2 separate regions of the Homo sapiens genome follow, and region 1 is linked to region 2. The links are chromatin loops, found by intact Hi-C in ENCODE. Cell type or tissue: GM12878. All regions are shown on one strand. Each heading gives the region's core, and the rest is flanking DNA. Links, peaks and the distances in the headings are about the cores only.

Evidence for each region. A loop is a pair of places that touch in the nucleus more often than their neighbours do. Peaks named below come from ENCODE experiments on the same cell type or tissue, not always from the same donor. Only the 100,000 strongest peaks of a DNase experiment are listed, where the experiment ranks them.
Region 1: a loop joins it to region 2, with 9 times the contacts of the local background. A loop is called at or near these places in 1 of 110 quality-filtered maps.

Annotation. Positions count from the first base shown.
Region 1 is chr20:34,139,602-34,150,960 of GRCh38, reverse strand. No RefSeq gene overlaps it. Among named protein-coding and RNA genes, the nearest start is that of EIF2S2, 33 kb to the right of the region's middle. RefSeq lists an enhancer at 7,052-7,552. In GM12878, for the core only: no CTCF peak of the experiment used is centred there; a DNase peak (open chromatin) is centred at 5,250.
Region 2 is chr20:33,504,788-33,509,787 of GRCh38, reverse strand. The region is part of intron 1 of CBFA2T2 (CBFA2/RUNX1 partner transcriptional co-repressor 2); the gene reads right to left. Among named protein-coding and RNA genes, the nearest start is that of CBFA2T2, 17 kb to the right of the region's middle. In GM12878, for the core only: no CTCF peak of the experiment used is centred there; no DNase peak of the experiment used is centred there.

The DNA.
Region 1 (11,359 bases), core at 2,508-7,507, 640 kb before region 2:
CCTCCTTTTCTTTGCGGCATACCCTGAACATTCGATTGCACGTAGGTGGGAAAGAAGTTTCTTCCACAGAAATAAGCTTAAGGGTGTTTGAAACATTTGAAAAATTGAGATTGTGCCAAAATTCCTTAAGTGTGTACTGTGTGTCTGAAACAGTGTGAGATGTTTTCATCTCCTGGTCGGGACTATTTGTTCAGCAACATTTTGCATTTCTCAAGCATCTCAAATATTATCCCACATTTTTTAAATTATGAAGAACTTTCCTGCTCTTCATAAACTCATATGTAATTCAAGGGAAGTATGTATTTCATGTGTATTAAACCCACATGTGTTTCAAGGGAAATTTAATCCCTGTTTGATTAATTCCCTCTGTCCGTCACGGTTTTACTTTTAAGAGCTATTTGATGTTCAAGAAGCCATTAGAACCCCCATAACGTCCATTTCCGAGAAAAGTGATGTGGGTAAAATTAAGCAAAACCAAATATTAACAAAATAGTTAAGTATTAAGCAGAATCCTAATGAGGAACATTACACTATCCTGTTTTTACTTTTCAGACTCCAATAAATCAGTGATGACTGGAGAGGCCCTCACATGTTTATTGCATATTTTATCCCAAGGGACTCTGAGGAGTTGAGAGAAGGAATAGTTTAACGCCATTCTGTTTCCAGCAATATTTCAGTCTAGATTTTCTGAAAACCCTCAGCCACAAGATGCCTAAAATTGAGGACTAAAATATCGTAAACATTATTTTAAATGCATATTGCTCTCCGAAGAAAGTAAAAGTCTAGGATTGATCTCTCTCTCTTCCTCTCTCTTTGTCTCTCTCTCTCTTTCCAGAGACTAAAAATAAAGAGGGATCTAGGCCAGGCACGGTGGCTCATGCCTGTAATCCCAGCACTTTGGGAGGCCAAGGTGGGTGGATCACCTGAGGTCAGGAATTTGAGACCAGTCTGGCCAACATGGTGAAACCCCATCTCTACTAAAGATACAAAAATTAGCCAGGCGTGGTAGAGTACACCTGTAGTCCCAGCTACTCAGGAAGCTGAGGCAGGAGAATCACTTTAACCCAGGAGGCAGAGGTTACAGTGAGCTGAGATCACGCCATTGCCATTGCACTACAGCCTGGGGGACGGAGAGAGACTCCATCTTAAGAAAAAAAAAAAAAGGCGCTAAAACTGGAAGATAAACACAAATTGATCCTAATCCTATAGATAAGGGAGTGGAGAAGATTGCTTATCTCAGAAATCAAGGACCTGGTATTCTGACAGACACACAGTAATAGAAAATGAAGCAGGATATTAGAACTCAAAAGTCCAGGGAAAACTTGGACCTTAGTCAAAAAATGAACTAGTTTTTCCACCATCATAGAGAAATAATGAGGAAGTATGCCTTGTTCTGCATAAAAAATTTTTAAAAAGGCTTCCTTAAGAATGTATAACCATAGGCCCACCCTCAGGTGGATTTGAGGATCATATTTACACTAACCACATGTTTTTAGAACCTTCAAGCCAAAAAATTAAAGTAAAAAATTAGTCCTACGTTGAGGTATTTGACAAGAGCAAATACTCAATCTCTCTGGAAAGACATAGCCCCAACCCAGATCACACAAAATTCACAGAAAAAGCCCTGCCAAACATAAGCTCTTAAAAATTATAAAATGTGGCCAGGCACAGTGGCTCACACCTGTAATCCCAGCACTTTGGGAGGCCAAGGCAGGCGGTTCACAAGGTCAGGAGTTCGAGACCAGCCTGGCCAACGTGGCAAAACCCCGTCTCTACTAAAAAAAAGTATAAAAATTAGCTGGGCATGGTGGTGGGCGTCTGTAATTCCAGCTACTCGGGAGGCTGAGGCAGGAGAATTTCTTGAACCTGGGAGGTGGAGGTTGCACTGAGCCAAGATCGCGCCACCGCACTCCAGCCTGGGCGACAGAGCGAGACTCCGTCTCAAAAAAAAAAAAAAAAAAAAAAAAAGAAAATTATAAAATGCCACCATCACTACTAGCACTACTAGCCACTCCAATCTTTCTTTCTTTTTTATTTATTTATATTTTTATCCTGGGTACTTGCAACCCAGGATAACTGGAAAAGACATTAGAAAAGGTATCCGTATCATAGTTTCAAAATTCTTTTCCATAATTTAAAATCTCAAAGTCATGCTCTGTTAAATTAAGTAATACATAATCATAAAACATCTGAGTCATTTCTAGGTAAGTTAAAATACTGAAACATTAATTATTAAACATAAGTTTAAGTTTATATACTTTGACTTTTATATGGTATGGAAATAACTAATATATTTAGATGTTAATAAACAAAAATTTAAGGCTAAAAATTACAAAATGTTTTTCATCTACAAATACTAGTATACAACAGTTCAAAATTACTTACTTCCCAGGTTTTTCACCAGAAATTAGGGTTACTAAGAGTTAAAATTATAGTTAATATATGTAATGAAAACTGCTAGATATAAAAGAAACAATTCTATATAGACAGCATATAAAGAAAGAAGGATGTGTTTCTTATTTTAAAAAAAGTTAAAAAGAGGCTGGGTGCAGTGCCTCACGCCTATAATCCCAGCACTTTGGAAAGCCGAGGTGGGTGGGTCACCTGAGGTCAGGAGTTTGAGACCAGCCTGGGCAACATGGTGAAACCCATCTCTACTAAAAATAGAAAAATTAGCTGCGTGTGGTGGTGCGTGCCTGTAATCCCAGCTACTCGAGAGGCTGAAGCAAGAGACTCGCTTGAACCCAGGAGGTGGAGGTTGCAGTGAGCAAGGTTGTGCCACTGCACTCCAGCCTGGGCAACAGAGCAAGACTCCATCCCAAAAAGAAAAATAAACAAATAAAAATTTTAAAAAGAGATAGAGTAATTTTTTCTTTCACATGACAAAATACCGTGTGTGGTCAAAATGATGAAGAAGAAAGAAAGTAAATTTTTGCCCTAAGCTAGAATACTCCCACCCCACAAAAGAAATGTACAAAACTGAAGGTTTAGACAAGTTGTAAATGGTTTGGGAAAGATTAGTCTGATGAAAGAAATTTTGTGTGTGATCAAGTTAGCTAAAATTAAAAGAAAATTATTTGTAAATTTTAGTAAAAATTGAACACTAATTCAAAAGCACACTGACACAAGGCCAGAGTTGGGGTCCCTATTTGAAGCAACAGGGCGTTCTTGAACATTGATTTGCTCTTTAAGAAAAATTGTAGGGCCAGGCGCGGTGGCTCATGCCTGTAATCCCAGCACTTTGGGAGGCCGAGGCAGGCGGATCACGAGGTCAGGAGATTGAGACCATCCTGGCTAACACTGTGAAACGCCATCTCTACTAAAAAAAAATACAAAAAATTAGCCAGGCGTGGTGGTGGGTGCCTGTAGTCCCAGCTACTTGGGAGGCTGAGGCAGGAGAATGTCATGAACCCAGGAGGTGAAGCTTGCAGTGAGCCGAGATCATGCTACTGCACTCCAGCCTGGGTGACAGAGTGAGACTGTCTCAATTAAAAACAAAACAAAGCAAAACAAAAATTGTAAAACGTTTTTCTTTACCTTCCTAGTAACTGGCCTAGGAAATAGAGATTCCATTTTGTGTTTCATCAATTTCTGTGCTTTGTGCCTTTAAGATCTTTTGTCACTTTGGTTTCATTTCATAGTGACCTGTGGCCTCATTTTGATCAAGCGTTTTAAACCTTTGATATTTGACAAGCTACTCAAAATTAAATTTCAATTTTTTTTTTAATTTTTATTTTTTGGCGATGGAGTCTCACTCTGTGGCCCAGGCTGGAGTGCAGTGGCGCAATCTCGGCTCACTGCAACCTCTGCTCCTGGGTTCAAGCGATTCTCCTGCCTCAGCCTCCCGAGTAGCTGGGACTACAGGCACGCACCACTGCGCCCAGCTAGTTTTTGTATTTTTTTTTTAAAAGACAGGGTTTCACCATGTTGGCCAGGCTGGTCCTGAACTCCTGACCTCGTGATCCGCCCGCCTCGGCCTCCTAAAGTGCTGGGATTACAGGCATGAGCCACCGCGCCTGGCTCAAATTTTAAAATCAATTATTTTTTACCCAGACGTAGACATAACAGGAACCCCTAAGGTCTGAGAAAGACATATTAGGCTTATTTGGTATGCTAAAATCACACAGGAAGCATTGTCACATTTTAAAATGGTGTTTAACTTTGAGTTGTATTTATATAAATGTATTATTAATATTAAATTAATATTAATAACACATTATATATGTTAATATTAATGTGTTTCCAAATCATATCATATTTCTAAATTCTGACATGTCTTAGTATATATTATCACAGTCATAATTATGGTTATTATATTAAATTGTTTTATGCCACACAAATAACCAAATTTCTTTGCCAATTGCATCTTTAATTATGGCTACCCTAAGTTTTTGTAGTCCACAGTTATTGTCTTTTTTTTTGAAACAGGGTTTCATGGCATGATCAGGACTCACTCTCACTGCAGTCTTGACCTCCTGGGCTCATACAATCATCCTGCCTCAGTCCCCTGAGTGGCTGGGACTACAGGTGTGCACCACTATAGCCAGCTAATTTTTAAAAAAAATTTTAGTAGAGATGAGGTCTCACTATGTTGCTTAGGCTGGTCTCGAACTCCTGAGCTCAAGCGATCCCCCTACTTTGGCCTACCAAAGTGCTGGGATTACAGGCGTGAAGCACTGTACCTGGCTCACATTGTCTTAAATCCTTCTTATAATAGGCCTAAGTACCTAGCTCCTCTTTATAGTTATTCTTGTCTGCATTAACAAATGTTTTACCAGTTCTCTAACCCAGATTTTGATCACATGACACGTCTAGGTTTTTGTTTTTGTTTTTCAGAGATGGGACTCACTATACTGCCCAGGCTGGTTTCAAACTCCTAGGCTCAAGTGATCCTCCAGCCTCAGTCTCCCAAAGTGCTAGGATTACGGGCATGAGCCACCACACTCAGCCTGCTTCCAGATCTTATCCATAGACTTAACCAGTACTACCAAACGTCAATAAGAGACACTGATAAGGATCTAACAGGTGCCTGCTTGTCCTTCTCACCCTGCTTGGTCCAAATTGTTTAAACTGGCCATAAGTCTCTCAGCCACGTGAGTCCCACTGAGGGACTAGATGGACCCACCCTAGCAACAATAAGGGACATAGCATAAGTTGGTCATCAGTGCTGCCTACAACAGGTTTCAACTAAAAGGAGGAAATGTTGAATTATGCCCCCAGTTAACAGACAAGATGGACTCCTTGTGGTTCAAAAGTAAAAGCAGACCCAAGAGGCCATGGCAGGGCAAGGGAGTGCTCATGTTCTCTGTGACCTTAGAAAGCACCGCAAAACCTGGTTTTCTGCAACCAAGTCAAAGAACAATGCCTGGAAACAACTATAGCTGGGAATTTCCCAACTGACCCCCAAGAGACCACCTGGTGCCAACCAACTAACCACCTGAAACAAGCCTATTAAGAGAGACTGGTGATTTTGGGCTTAAAGGCCATCCAATCAAGACTCTGTTCCTCATTCTCCTGATTACCCTCACCTACCATGCAGGTTTTGTGTATATAATCTCTAACTCTTCACCCACCCCAAAACTTCAGAGCACATTTTCAGTTTGCATGGAAGGCTACATCTCCTTAGTCTGCAGATTGCTTTGATAGATTGATTGATTGATTGGAGACTGAGTCCCGCTCTGTTGCCCAGGCTGGAGTGCAATGGCGTGATCTCAGCTCACTGCAACCTCCGCCTCCCGGGTTCAAGCGATTCTCCTGCCTCAGGCTCCCGAGTAGCTGGTGTCAGGCCTCTGAGCCCAGGCCAGGCCATCGCATCCCCTGTGACTTGCACGTATATATCCAGATGGCCTAAAGTAACTGAAGATCCACAAAAGAAGTAAAAACAGCCTTAACTGATGACATTCCACCATTGTGATTTGTTCCTGCCCCACCCTAACTGATCAATGTACTTTGTAATCTCCCCCACCCTTAAGAAGGTTCTTTGTAATTCTCCCCACCCTTGAGAATGTACTTTGTGAGATCCACCCCTGCCCACCAGAGAAAAACCCCCTTTGACTGTAATTTTCCATTACCTTCCCAAATGCTATAAAACGGCCTCACCCCTATCTCCCTTTGCTGACTCTCTTTTCGGACTCAGCCCGCCTGCACCCAGGTGAAATAAACAGCCATGTTGCTCACACAAAGCCTGTTTGGTGGTCTCTTCACACGGACGCGCATGAAAGCTGGGATTACAGGTGTGTGCCACCAGGCCTGGCTAAGTTTTATACTTTTAGTAGTGATGGGGTTTCACCATATTGGCCAGGCTGGTCTCGAACTCCCGACCTCAGGTGATCTACCTGCCTTGGCCTCCCAGTGCTGGGATTACAGGTGTGAGCCACAGCGCCTGGCCAGCAGATTGGTTTTAGAAAATAAAGTTCTCCTTTTTCCTCTGCAGAGTTCATGGTCTTTTATTAAACATGCATAATAAAAATTGTGGAGGACTTTCATTTTTTGTTTCTGGAATGTTTCATTTTTTTTTTAGCCATTATTTCCTTCGTAACCAGAAAATATAAATTTCTATTTAAAAATACTAGGTGCTTTTTTCTTCAAGATGGCAGATTAAAAGCTTTCAGCATGCATTAGCCACTTGGAAACAACAAAACAGCACATAAAGACCAACTATGAGAGCTTTAATTCAAGAAGGAAGACAGGAATTCACTGAAATGGTAAACAATAACCCAGACCCTGGGGAGGAGAAGGTGGACAAGCAGCCTCCGTGGTGGTGTTTGGCTGATAAATGTGAGTGAAGCTCCAGTATATGACAGGGGCAGTCGGTCTCCCTCTATGACTCACCTTTCCTCTACGGATCTGTGCAACCCAGGCCACGGAAAAACACTCGTTTCTCCCAAGCCCTGGGAGACAGAGAAAGGGAAAGATACTGGGAAAAGTGCAGACAGTTTCCCAGATCTGGGGCCAAGAGGAGGATGCCATTTTTATTTTTATTTTTATTTTTTGAGACGGAGTCTCGCTCTGTTGCCCAGGCTGGAGTGCAGTGGCACTATCTCGGCTCACTGCAAGCTCCGCCTCCTGGGTTCACGCCATTCTCCTGCCTCAGCCTCCCGAGTAGCTGGAACTACAGGGGCCCGCCACCACGCCCGGCTAATTTTTTGTATTTTTTTTTTAGTAGAGACGGGGTTTCACCGTGTTAGCCAGGATGGTCTCGATCTCCTGACCTCGTGATCCGCCCGCCTCGGCCTCCCAAAGTGCTGGGATTAGAGGATGCCATTTTTAATCCAGGCTCATACAAAGCCAGACATTGTTTGGCAACCTGGCAGTGGCAGCCACAGCAGGCATTTTAGTCTCACGCTAGAGATTAGAGTGCTTGCTCTGGAATGGGGGAAGGGCCCACAGCCAGAATTGGTCACTGAGTGTGAAGAGTGCCCCAGCCATAAACACTGAATTAGGCTGTCTCCCATCATAGGACTGGAGTGAGAGGAGAGTTGCTGAAGCTGAAGTTTCTCACCAGTGGTGAGACTTGCAGCTAGGGACAGCTTTGTGACCTGGAACCAGTCTGCATGTGTCATTGCTTAGTGCCCTAACCTGCTCCCTTGGTCAGTTGGGGTATAGTGTCCCACCAGCTCCAAGAAGCAGAAGAGAGGGGCAGACCCTACGCCCCTGGAGATCTAACCCTTGGTGCAGTCCATCCCTATGGGAGGGGGAACATGGCCTGCCAAAGCCCCCCTTGGGTCACAGGAAATGCAAGCTCAGCACCAGTTGCTGAAGGCAGTACCACCAAAGCCCATAAATAGACATAGAGAGAAGGTCATCTCTCTCCCCTTACCCTTGTCCTCAGTGCACTGTTGTGGACTTGACAGTGGCTGTTCCCAACAGGGCTGGGGAGCATGGGCTTACAGAAACCACTTCTTGGGCTTCTCCGGCAGCTTCACCTTCACTGAAGGTGAATACCCTGAAGGAAAGTGCTTTTTGTGATTGACTCTCCATTGCTTCCACCCGCACACCTCCCTGATGGCTCTTACTCTTAAACACCATCTACTGGACGGCAACTGAATTATACCACTGAACAAAAGTGCATGCATCACTACAACAAATAATGTTTCAGAAAGCCACTGCATGAACTTATCTACAACCAAGGAACCTGTACAGAACCTTGGCACCCTGAAAACACCCAGAAATAAAGCCAATCAATCATAGACAACATACACCACAGTCATGCCAACAAGGGAAAAAAAGAATAAAAAATCAAGAAGCCACCAGGTGCAGTGGCTCATGCCTGTAATCCATCCTAGCACTTTGGGAGGTCGAGGCAGGTGGATCACCTGAGGTCAGGAGTTTGAGACCAGCCTGACCAACATGGCGAAGCCCCATCTCTACTAAAAATACAAAAATTAACCGGGCATGGTGGCAGGTGCCTGTAATCCCAGCTACTCGGGAGGCTGAGGCAGGAGAATTGCTTGAACTGGGGGGGTGGGGGAGGGGGGCAGAGGTTGCAGTGAGCCGAGATCACACCACTTCATTCCAACCTGGGTGAAAGAGCAAAACTCTGTCTCAAAAAAATAATAATAAATAATAATAATAATCAAGAAGCCCCATCCAAATGATAGCAAATTCAAAAAAAGGAAGTGTCAGTTCCTTCAGATGAGAAGGAACCAGGGCAAGAACTCCAGGAAAACAAAAAGCCAAAGTGTTTAGCCAAAGGACCCCATTGTGTCTCAAGCAATGGATCCTAACAGATATAGAATTTAGAATATGAATGGCAAAGAAACTCAATAAGATCAAAGAGAAAGTTGAAATCCAACACAGGGAAGTCAGAAGAACTATCAAAGATTTGAAAGATAACACAGCTGTATTAAGAATGAATGAAGCAATTTCTCGAATTAAAAATTCACTAACAGAATTTCAAAATATAGCTAGAAGCCTTAACAACACACTATACTAAGTAGAAGAAAGAATTTCAGAGCTCAAAGACTGGTCCTTTGAATCAACCCAGTCAGACAAAAATAAAGATAAAAAAATTTAAAAAAAAATGAACAAAGCCATCAATAAATATGGGATTATATAAAGTGACCAAATTTATGACTTACTGGAATTTCTGAGAGAGAAGCACAAGTAAGCAACTTGAAAAATATATTCAAGGATATAATTCAGGAAAATTTTCCCAATCTGGCTAGAGAGTTCAATATGCAGATACAAGAAATCTAGAGAATTCCTGTGAGATAGTATGCAAGATGACCATCCTCAAGGTCCATAGTCATCAGAGTATCCAGGGTTAATGTGAAAGAAAAAATCTTAAAGGCAACTAGAGAAAAGCATCATATTAGACTAAAAATGAATTTCTCAGCAAAGACTTACAAACAAAAAGAGACTGGGGGCCCATTTTTAGGATTTTTTTTTTTTTCAGGTAGAGACAGGATCTTGCTCTGTTGCCCAGGCTAGAATACAGTTGTGCAATCATAGCTCACTGCAGCCTCAAACTCCTAGGCTCAAGTGATCCTCCTACGTCAGCTTCCTTAGTTGCTGGGATGACAGGTGCATGCCACAATGCCTGGCTAATCTTTTTTAACTCTTTGTAGAGACAGGGTCTCGCTTTGTTGCCCAGACTAGTTTTGAACTCCTGGCCTCAAGCAATCCTCTTCATAAATGAAGGAGAAATAAGGTCTTTCCCAGACAAATAATTGCTATGAGAATTTGTCACCACGAGACCAGTCCTACAAGAGATGCTTAAGGGAGTTCTAACTGCAGAAACTAAAGAATGATGCTTGCTACCACAAAAGCACATAGCCCACAGACTCTGTAAAGCAATTACACAATCAAGATTATAAAGCAATTAGATAACAACACTACAATGGCAACAAAACTTAACATATCAATATTAACCTTGAAGTAAATGGTCTAAGCACTCCACTTAAAAGACATAGAGTGGCAGCCAGGTGCAGTGGCTGATACCTGTAATCCCAGCACTTTGGGAGGCCAATGTGGGCGGATTATGAGGTCAGGAGATCGAGACCATCCTGGCTAACATGGTGAAACCCCGTCTCTACTAAAAATACAAAAATTAGCAAGGTGTGGTGGCACGCACCTATAGTCCCAGCTACTCAGGAGGCTGAGGCAGGAAAATCACTTGAACCCGGGAGGCGGAGGTTGCACTGAGCTGAGATCGTGCCATTGAACTCCAGCCTGGGCAACAAGAGCGAAGCTCTGTCTCAGAAAAAAAAAAAAAAAAAAAAAAAGATATAAACTGGCAAGTTGGATTAAAAAAAACAAGATCCATCCATTTCTTCTGTCTTTAAGAGATCCATCTCACATATAATGACACCTATAGGCTCAAAGTAAAGAGACAGAGAAAGATCTATCGTCCGAATGGAAATAACAAAAAAAGCATAAGGATCGCTATTCTTGTATCAGATAGAATAGACTTTAAATGAACAACAGTAAAAAAAGACAAAGAAGGCATCACATAATGATGAAGGGTTCAATTCAACAAGAAGACCTAACTATTCTAAATATATATGCACCCAACATTGGAGCAGCCAACTTTATAGAATAATTACTTCTAGACCTAAGAAAAAACTTAGACACACAATAATAGTAGGGGACTTCAACACACGTTTGATATTATTAGCCACATCACAAAGGCAGAAAACTAACAATTGTAATAGCAGGCACATCACGTGGCAAAAGGAGGGGAGAGAGACAGAAGTTACCACACAATGTTTTTTTTTTTTTTTTTCTTCCTGAGACGGAGTCTCACTCTGTCACCCAGGCTGGAGTGCAGTGGCGCAATCTCGGCTCACTGCAACGTCCACCTCCTGGGTTCAAGCAATTCTCCTGCCTCAGCCTCCCCAGTAGCTGAGATTACAGGTGCGTGCTGCCACACCCAGCTAATTTTTATATTTTTAGTAGAGACGGGTTTCACCATGTTGGTCAGGCTGGTCTCGAACTCTTGACCTCATGATCCGCCCACCTCGGTCTCCTAAAGTGCTGGGATTACAGGCATGAGCCACCACGGCCAGCCGGCGCCACACATTTTTAAATGACCGGATGTTGTGCTATTGTGAAGACAGCACCAAACCATGAGAGATCCAACCCCATGACCCAAACACCTCCCACCAGGCCCCACCTCCAGCACTGGGGATTACAATTCAATGTAAGATTTGGCCAGGGACAAATATCCAGACAATATCAGTATCTTACAGGAAATATGATAATTTACACCTTTTATTTTCTATCTTTCCCAATACTGTTATATCACAATATATTTTATTAAATCAATATTTCATGTTAACCTTATTATGACTCTCCTATACTAATGTGGTTTACTTCTGGATCAATTAGACATATTATGATCACATTTCCTTTCTCT
Region 2 (5,000 bases), core at 1-5,000:
TTGTGATCTCAGTTCACTGCAAGCTCCGCCTCCCACGTTCAAGAGATTCTCTTGCCCTAGCCTCCCAAGTAGCTGGGATTACAGGAGCCCACCACTATGCTCAGCTAATTTTTGTATTTTTGGTAGAGACGAGGTTTCATCACATTGGGCCAGGCTGGTCTCAAACTCCTGACCTCAAATGATCCACCCACCTCGGCCTCCCAAATTGCTGGGATTACAGGTGTGAGCCACCGTGCCCAGCCAGGACCTTTTCAAATAAGGAAAAATTTAGACATCTGTTACCGACAGATTATTTCCCCAAAGGTTTCCTTTTAAAAACATCATTATTTAGGATAAGTTTAATAAAATCTGAAGCCTTGTTTTCCCCCTTAATCTTGGGATCTGAATCAGTGTGTCGTGTTCTTTTTATTTTTTATTTTTTGAGAGGGAGTCTCGCTGTGTCGCCTAGGCTGGAGTGCAGTGGTGCAATCTTGACTCATTGCAACCTCCACCTCCAGAGTTCAAGTGTTTCTCCTACCTCAGCCTCCCAAGTAGCTAGGACTACAGGTGTGTGCCACCACACCCAGATAATTTTTGTAATTTTAGTAAATAAGGGATTTCACCATGTTGGCCAGGCTGGTCTCAAACTCCTGACATCAGATGATCTGCCCACCTCAGCCTTCCAAAGTGCTGGGATTACAGGTGTGAGCCACCACACCCAGCCAAGTCTGACATATTGTAATATTTAACTGGCATGAATTATCTGCTTGTTTTCCCTATAACTAACTGTGAAGAGGGTTCACATGTAAACGACTGATCTGGCAAATGAATAAATGTACAAAGAAATCCTTTCTTTAAAACAAGTAAGTTTGTGCTCCACACACGGCCAAACTCTCATACAATAAATTAACTCTTCAGCAGCCTCCAAGCTAAAAAGCTGAAATCAAACCAATTAAGTTAAGCCCTAATGGGATCCCAATTTCCTACTTCTGATAGCAGAAGTTTAAATAAACCCCTCTTGTCTTATAAATGCAGCCATAAAAAAGAAGATCATGTCCTTTGCAGCAGGGACATGGATGGAACTGGAAGCCATTATCCTTAGCAAACTAACATGGGAAAAGAAAAGCAAATACCGCATGTTTTCACTTACAAGTGGGAGCTAAATGATGAGAACACATAGACATATAAGAGGGGAACAAAACACACTGGAGCCTATGGGAAAGTGGAGGGTGGGAGGAGGGAGAGGATCAGGAAAAATAACAGGTACTAGGCTAATACCTGGGTGAGGAAGTAATCTGTACAACAAACGCCCATGACACAAGTTTACCTATGTAACAAATCTGCACATGTAGCCCTCAACTTAAAAGCTAAAAAAACAAACAAACAAAAAAATACAAGCATAAAAACAAAGGCAGGCGGGGTGCAGTAGCTCACACCTGTTCTCCCAGCACTTTGGCAGGCCGGGGTAGGCAGATCACTTGAGCCCAGGAGTTTGACACCAGCCTGAGCAACATGGTGAAACTCCATCTCTACCAAAAACACAAAAATTAGCCAGGTGTGGTGGCGCACACCTGTAATACCAGCTACTTGGGAGGCTGAGGCAGGAGAATCACTTAAACCCGGGAGGCGGAGGTTGCAGTGGGCTGAGATTGCGCCACTGCACTCTAGCCTGGGCCAGAGTAAGAGGCTATCAAACAAACAAAAACAGCACAAAGGCAAAGGGACCTGACCCGTCTGCTTCCTACTCTCATCTCCTGCTATTCTTTACCCAGCACTTCACACTTCAATAATACATAACTACTTTCAGTCCCCCTCACACTCATAAACCTGACCCAGCCTCAACTTCACCCATCTCCTACCCATTCTTCACTTGGGTCATGCTTTGCTGGTAGGAGTATAAAAGCTGATATACCTCTCCAGAGGGTATTCTGGCAACATCTATCAAAATTACACAAACAGGCAAACCCCTTAACCCCAGCAGTTCTACTTCTAGGAATTTACTCTACAGATCTATGAAAAGACAATTGCTACAAGGTTATGCAGCATTGTTTGCAACAGCAAAGGATTGAAAGGTAAATGTCCATCAGCAGTAGGGGGGAAAAAGTATGGTGCAGTCATACAATGAAATACAATGCAAAATGAGGAAGTTCTTTACCTACCGACATTATATGGCCTACAGGAATGTATCGAAAGGGTCCAGAAAAAAATGGTAATGCTAGCTGCTTCCAGGAAGGGGAAAAGACTGGCTGGTGCAGAGGTGAGAGAAACTTCAATAAGTATTCTTTGTTCGTTTCAAATGTTAAATTAGCTAAATACATAGCCAGTCCAAAAATTATTTTTTTATGTTGTAAGGAAAAACAGATTGGCTCAAAACAGATATCATTTTCTCTAAGAAGCCTTTTTTGAAACACACTCACACATGCATACTTACACATTAGGTCAGATGCCCATCCTTGGTAGGATGTTACTTGCCATTAACACTGCTTAGCATTTGGTACTGAAGCTATCAATCTCCCTTACTGGACTACATAGTCCTCCAGGACCTCAGAACTCTTTATATCCCCCAGGATCTGATACAAGGAATTCAATAAACGTTTGTCAAAGTAAATATCTGAAATCAAGAATATCCTAGAAAATCAATAACTTTTAGTCACTGTAATGACAATTCATTATAGTCCACCTTCTAGTATAATTAGCTGTTTGTCCTTCTAATAGAATACAAATATCAGGCCCTTAAATAAATGACATATTGAATTTAACTAACAGGGTAACACCAAGAAACTGAACTGGCAAGTAAGCTAAAATAATTTACAAAAAAGGGACATTCACATAATCAGAAATTGATTTCAGTATTCCAAATGGCTACTTACCAGTTACAGTTTTTTTGGACATTCTCCCCATTGAACACACCATTCCTCAGAGTCCAACATCCACAAAATTAGCATGAACTATTTAGAGACCTACAGAAAACTCATAGCTAGCCAAGTGTTGCTCTCCACAGCTGCAGCTAAGTGCTCAGTGGCTCTGGGGCATGGATGGCATCCCATCTCCTTCCTCCGAAATTCCCTGCCTCCATTGATTGAACCAGAATCCTTGTTTCACTATTTCCCAACAGAACTCTCACTCGATGGCATCAATTACAAGAGGAAAAGATGGTTAATCACTATCTAAACTTAAAACATCTGTTTAAAAGTTTTTATTACAAGAGCTATCCAAAAACTGTTAGGGCACAGAAGGAAAACTAGAAAATCACTGAGGACCGGGACCGAATCTTACCTACCTTGGCAGCCCTATGGCACTTAGCGCAATCCCTGCATCTAACAGCTCCATAATACAGTTGTTAATGGTTTCACTTAGTGTAGGAAGTGGATTTTTATTTTATCTGTATTAATTTTTTTCAATGTATTTATGTATTACATAAAACAAAGTAAATATGAAAAAAGAGGGGACCTGTGTCTCTGTGTGTATTGTAGTAGTACTGGCCATTTTGCTATTCAGCTCTTGTATTAAATTGCTTCTCTTCTTTTTTGTATTAATTTATATTATTATGACTATTATTATTATCTTGTAGAGACAGGGTCTGTGTTGGCCCAGTGTGGTCTCAAACTCCTGGACTCAAGCAATTTTCCCACTGTGGCCTCTCAAAATGCTGGGATTATAGGCTTGAGCCACCATACCCAGCCCCTTCTATTTCTTTTCTTTTTTTATTTTTATTTTTTTTGAGACAGTCTTACTCTGTCCCCTAGGTTGGAGTGCAGTGGCACGATTTCAGCTCACTGCAACTTCCACCTTCTGGGTTCAAGCAATTCTCCTGCCTCAGCCTCCCTAATAGCTAGGATTACAGGCGTGCGCCACCAGTCTGGCTAATTTTCATACTTATAGTAGAGACAGGGTTTCCCCATGCTGGCCAGGCTGGTCTTGAACTCCTGATATCAAGTGATCCATGTGCCTCAGCCTCCCAAAGTGTTAGGATTACAAGCCTAAGCCACCACACCTGACCCCTTCCATTTCTTTCTTTTTTTTTTTGAAACAAGAGTTTCGCTCTTGTTGCCCAGGCTGGAGTGCAATGGCGCGATCTCGGCTCACTGCAACCTCCGCCTCCCAGGTTCAAGTAATTCTCCTGCCTCAGCCTCCTGAGCAGCTGGGATTACAGGCATGCACCACCACGCCTGGCTAATTTTGTATTTTCAGCAGAGATGGGGGTTTCTCCATGTTGAGGCTGGTCTCGAACTCCTGACCTCCAGTGATTCACCCGCCTCGGCCTCCCTAAGTGCTGGGATTACAGGCGTGAGCCACTGCACCCGGCCGACCCCTTCTATTTCTATTCAACCATTTTTTTTCTGCAAACTTGTTCCCATAAACAACTATGGAAACCACTACAAATGGAGAGTACTATAAAATTAATCATGAGGTAACATACAGTGTTCAAAACATCCTTTAACAGTCCCTCAACTGATTCTCACCTTTTCAGGTAGACAGGTGAAAAGATGAAATTAACTCAAAATTCAAATATGAATTGTTCAAGACTGCACTGCTTATGAATTTGAGGTAAAAGAAAGGACTGGGATGACACCCATATCTTCCTCTATTACACCTCTACTTAAAAGAGAGACAGAATGTCCCCTCACAGCTCCAAATCCAAAAAGCCACACTCTCACATTCTAGCCGTGTGACAGTGAGTAAATCACCTGATTACCCGAACCAATCTCCTTATACAAGTTAAGAGGATGAAGACACTTCTACCTACCTTAATTGCTATAAAAATTAGATATGTGAAAATTGTTCTGATACACAAATGGTAGTTACCATTATTTCTGCAAATGATGTGTAAATAAGAACTGCACTAACCCCAAAAGAATATAAATAGCAAGGGACCCTACATTCTAAAACAAGTAACAGAGAGTATTCCTTTCATTGTAGAAATGAGATGACCAAAATTGATTTCACCCAGATATAGTGCTTCCTTAACAATTAATTCTAAAACAAAACAAAACAAAAATACCAACAAGCAAGTGAAACTG